Linked DNA regions of Homo sapiens: region 2 is linked to region 1. The links are chromatin contacts, found by POLR2A ChIA-PET in ENCODE. All regions are on one chromosome and are shown on one strand. Each heading gives the region's core, a stretch centred on a gene start or an enhancer-like site at or near the end of the contact. The rest is flanking DNA. Distances are from core to core; before and after follow the strand shown.

The links. ChIA-PET counts read pairs that join two places held with the same protein, here RNA polymerase II (POLR2A).
Region 2: POLR2A ChIA-PET joins it to region 1 with 10 read pairs in activated CD4-positive, alpha-beta T cell. The contact joins two enhancer-like sites. POLR2A ChIA-PET finds 5 or more read pairs at or near these places in 2 of 52 experiments (OCI-LY7 and activated CD4-positive, alpha-beta T cell).

What each region holds. Positions count from the first base shown.
Region 1 is chr1:45,406,762-45,409,332 of GRCh38, forward strand. All of the region lies in intron 3 of TESK2 (testis associated actin remodelling kinase 2), which reads right to left. Among named protein-coding and RNA genes, the nearest start is that of TOE1, 68 kb to the left of the region's middle. Within about 2 kb of position 1,275, at least 2 of the 41 ENCODE cell types and tissues checked have a DNase peak (open chromatin) inside an H3K27ac peak, as active enhancers do.
Region 2 is chr1:45,973,823-45,976,393 of GRCh38, forward strand. All of the region lies in intron 5 of MAST2 (microtubule associated serine/threonine kinase 2), which reads left to right. Among named protein-coding and RNA genes, the nearest start is that of PIK3R3, 160 kb to the right of the region's middle. RefSeq lists a silencer at 1,739-1,858. Within about 2 kb of position 1,294, at least 3 of the 41 ENCODE cell types and tissues checked have a DNase peak (open chromatin) inside an H3K27ac peak, as active enhancers do.

The sequences.
Region 1 (2,571 bases), core at 25-2,524:
CTCCTTAAGTAACTTAAGTTACACACTTACATAGCTTCAAATAGGCATATAATAAAAAATAACAGTCCCCTACCCTGCCCACACCACATTGAATCACCTCCTCAGAGGGAACCACTTTCAACTCTTTTTAGCTATTTATTCTATTTACCTTCATACATCTAGCTAACATACACTGCCATTTCTGACCTTATCTACTGATTTTACAGTGTAGCAGCTGAGGATTTAGCATTCTTAAATATTTCCCTTCCAATATTGTTATAAGATAATTTGGGGTAAAATTGACATTCAGGGGAAAAAAATCAAGACTCAGGATTACATCGTTAAAATTATTATTATTTTTTAGAGACAGGGTCTTGCTCTGTCACACAGGCTAGAGTGCAGCGGTGTGATTACAGCTCACTGAAACCTTGAACTCTTGGGCTCAAGAGATCCTCCCACCTCAGCCTCCTGGGTAGGTAGGACCACAGGTGGTGGCCCCACAATGGGTTTTTTTTTGTTTTTTTAATCTTTTGCTGAGACAGGGTCCCACTATGTTGCCCAGGCTGGTCTCAGCCTCCCAAAGTGCTAGGATTATAGGTGTGAGCCACCGTGCCTGGCCAGCATTTACATTATTATGACTGATTATAATCACTATGAGGCCAAGTACTATATTATGATTTCACTTTATTTCTTCTATAATTGTTTGTATTTTACCCCTTTTTTCATTTGCTTAGTTATTACATGCTATCATGGTTTGGTTGTGTCCCACCCAAATCTCATCTTGAATTGTAGCTCCCATAATTCCCATTTTGGAGGGACCTGGTGGGAGGTAATTGAATCATGGGGACAGGTCTCTCCCATGCTGTTTTCGTGATAGTGAGTAAGTCTCACGATATCTGATAGTTTTATAAAGGGGAGTTCCCCTGCACATGTTCTCTTGCCTGCAGCCATGTAAGATGTCCCTGTGCTTTTCCTTCATCTTTTGCCATGACTGTGAGGCCTCCCCAGCCACGTGGAACTACGAGTCCATTAAACCTCTTTCCTTTATAAATTACCCAGTCTTGGGTGTGTCTTTATTAGCAGCATGAGAAAGGACTTATATGCATGCCTACTGCTACTTCTTTCCAAAGCCTCCAACAAAATTGTAAAATTCTTCTGAATATGGATTTCCACCCTGCCAAACATATCAGGAAATACATAAGTTCTTTCCTCACACCCCCACTTCCCAACATCTCTCCTGAATCTTGTAATCCTTCGAATCCAACCTGAACTGCTTATTTTGTAGACTGTTGCACAACAGTCATCCTGGGACTTCCCATTACCTTTATACCCACTTCTTTCTAGGTCTCAAGGCTTCCTTTTTATTTTTATTAGGGTGTTTTGTTTACTTCCCTGTTTTGAAGGGACACATCCTCCAATAGCATCATGAGAAGGGGCTCATGAGAGGCAAATTTTTTGACAATTTGCCTATCTAAAAATATCTTCACTCTACTCTCATGCTTGATTGGTAGTTCAGCTGGACATAGGATTCTAAGTAGGAAATCATTTTCTCTCAGAAAGCATCTTCCATTGCTCTAGCTTTTTTGTATGGGATTTTTTTTTAAATTTTTTCCTCTGTGGAAATGTTTAGAATATTTTTATTACCCATATTCTAAAATTTCATAATGATATGCTCTGGGTGGCTGTTTTTTCATTCATTGTGCTGGGCCCTTTCAATCTGGAAGCACATGTCCTTTGGTTCTCCCCTCCAGGTATTAGCCAGGCCCGGCACAATGGGTTAGTCTGCATACTGAATGGTGAGAACTCAAAGAGCATGAGCCTATGGCTCATATAAAAAATGTTTTAATTTTATTATATTGCCAAAGCCAAATACTTCTGAGAAAGGTTGTCATTTTTAAAAAACTGTCTTCCTTTATTTGGGTCTATTCATTTTCTCCAGGAAAAAATCCATCAATTTCCTGGCAAGTGGCAGGGTTGAGGGTAGGATAGGAATGATTCTTGCCTGCCTGAGAGCCAGGTGATGGAAGGTGACTAGAAGTCTTATGAGCCTCACCATTCCAGTATGCAGACTATCCCCCCATCTCCTCTTTTAGGTATTGCATTCTATCAGATGTTCACTAGTATGAAGTATTTCTGGTTCAATTTTTCTCCAAAAATAAACCATGTCTTATTGGGGTGGGTGATATTTAACTGATTAGTTACAAGAAATGGGGATGTTGACTTTCAGGCCCAGTTACCCCTTAAAAGACTTTGAATAGCCCTCTTATTTTTAGCCCAAGCCTGACACCCACCTTCAGTTCCTGAGCTTTTATAAGTTTCTGTGATGCAAACTGGCTTGGTTCTAATTGGCATCAGCTTCTAGAGATACTACACTATAGGCACTACAAATACAGTGGTGAAAAAGATAAACTTCTACCCTCAGAGAGCTCATTCAATACTGGAGGCTTTAAGCAATAGGTAAACAAATGAATAAGGTTCTTTTCAGAAGTAATGAGAACTTGTAACAAATATCGATGTCTATTTTAGACTAGTCAAAAAGATTTCTTTGAAGAGGGGCTATCTCAGCAGAAATATATCATATGATTCTGGAAT
Region 2 (2,571 bases), core at 44-2,543, 570 kb after region 1:
TCTGAGTATTGCCAGTGGGATGTAGCAATGTAATGTCAGTGTTGACATTGATTAGCTGTTTTGATGGAATGGTGGGGGCAAAACCTAATTGGTGAGTCAAGAAAGAAAGGGAAAAAGAAAATGGAGATAATAACTAAATAATTTGTCAAGGAGTTTTGCTGTTAGAGCAGAAATGAAATGCAAAGATGGGTAGAGAGATCAAGAGAGTTTTCTTATTTGAAAAAAGTAACAGTGTCTATGTACATACACTGATGGAAGTGATTCAACAGCAAGAGAAGATCTGATAATGCAAGAGAAAGGAGAATGGCTGGCACAGTGTCCTTCTATAGTTGAGAGGGGATGGGATCTAGTAAATAAGCAGTAGGTTAGCCTAGCTAGGAGCACAAACAGTCCTTCTCTAGGAATAGGGGAGGATGTGGGGAATACAGTGCAGATTATGGCTGGGTAGATGTGGTAAAGATAGCTTATTGAAGTTCTTCTCTGATTAGTTGAGGCCAGGTGCTGTGGCTCACGCCTGTAATCCCCACACTTCAGGAGGCCAAGGCGGGAGATCATGTCAGCCCAGTAGTTTGAGACCAGCCTAGGCAACATGGTGAAACCCCATCTCTACAAATGATACAAAAATTAGCTGGGCATGGTGTTGCATACCTGTAGTTCCAGCTACTTGGGAGGCTGAGGTGGGAGGATCATCTGAGTCTGAGGAGTTCGAGGCTGCAGTGAGCTGTGATTGCACGGAACTGTGATTGTGATTTTGAGAAAGAGCAAGACCCTGTCTCAAAAAAATATTTTTTTCTCACTAAAATGGAAAGTGAGGTGATTAGCTGAGCCTGAAGAGAGAGGATAAAGTATGATACAGTCTTTTAAAAGGATGGGAGAAAGAGTACACTAAGAAGTATGGTCTGATTTCCAGTAGTATGAAGAGCCAAAGTTAGTGATCATACACATAAAGTGAGACTAGTCAGCTTTTCTATATGACTTTCTGAAACTTCTCAGGCTAGGATTTTGGAAAGATTGTGTGAAGATACTGAAATTACTCCTGACAGAAGGCATGATAAAAAGAATGTGAGTGATACAGGAATAAAATCCTTAAAGAGTGAAGGGGATTTCCCAAAGGTTTGTATGTGACTTTTAGCAAGGAGGAGTAATGGTTGTTGTAGTCTGATGACATCATTTCAAACCTGGGTGTTTTTATGGAGAACAGAGGGAGAATGCCTGAAGATGAAATGAGCCAGCAGGATGTCTACCCCACCTCTAGGTCTAGTGGTACAAAGGGCATGTGAAATCCAACAGCCATCATTTGAGAGAGCTGCCAAGGAAGCTGCATCCACAGGGGACAGTCAAGTTGCAACCTGTTCAGGGTATGTTAAGGGCTGTACTAAATGTGTGTCCAGGGTGCTTGGGAGTACAAAAGTAAAGATTTGTAACCCAAGCTAGTCATTAAGCAAGGTGTTCTTTTTGGAGGTAGCTCATTGAATGAGGTAGAAAGCTCATTCTAAGATCCGTATGAAATAGAATTATATGATTAGGAAATTAACAGTCCACAGCATTATAGTTGCCTGGATACGATGGCTCACTCCTGTAATTCCAACACTTTGGGAGGCCAAGGTGGGAGGATCACTTGAGGTCAGGAGTTTGAGACTAGCCTAGGCAATATAGTGAGTCCCTGTCTCTCCAAAAAAAAAAAAAAAAAAAAAAAAAAGCCAGGTGTGGTAATACACACTTGTAGTCCCAGCTGCTCAGTAGGCTGAGGTGGGAGGGAGGATCGCTTGAGTACAGGAAGTCACGGCTGCAGTAAGCCGCGGTCACGCCACTGCACTGCTCTCCAGCCTGTGAAACAGAGCAAGACTCTGTCTCAAAAAAAAAAAAAAAACACAGACCATAAAAAAGTACAGATCGTTTGTTACTAGATTATAAACTGCTAATCAAATATGGATGGGTAGGCAGAAAGTCACGGAGGGCTATATGCAGTGCTAAAGGGATGAGGTATGAGGAGTCCATGGCATGGACTCTTTTTTACCTAAGATCCATGGACCCTGAGTGGTTTTACAAGTGCCATAAATCCCCTAAAATTATATTCCCAATTTTGTATATATGTTCATTTTCTTGTGGAGGCAAGATTTGCCAAAGGTGGTTTTTTAATCTAAAAACTGAATACTTTTTTTTTTTTTTTGAAACAGAATCTCTCTCTGTTGCCCAGGCTGGAGTGCAGTGGTGCAATTTCGGCTCACCGCAACCTCCACCTCCTGGGTTCAAGTGATTCTTGTGCCTTAGCCTCCCAAGTAGCTGGGACTGCAGGTGTGCACCACCACACCCAGCAAATTTTTTTTTATTTTTAGTAGAGACGGGGTATCACCATGTTGGCCAGGCTGCTTTTGAACTCCTGACCTCAGGTGATCCGCCCACCTCAGCCTCCCAAATTGCTGGGATTACAGGTGTGAGCCACCACACCCGGGGAAAACTAAATACTCTTTAAGGCTTGAAGAGGCAAAGTGGTCCGGGCACAGTGAGTCACACTTGTAATCCCAACACTTTGGGAGGCTGAGGTGGGCAGATCACTTGAGGTTAGGAGGT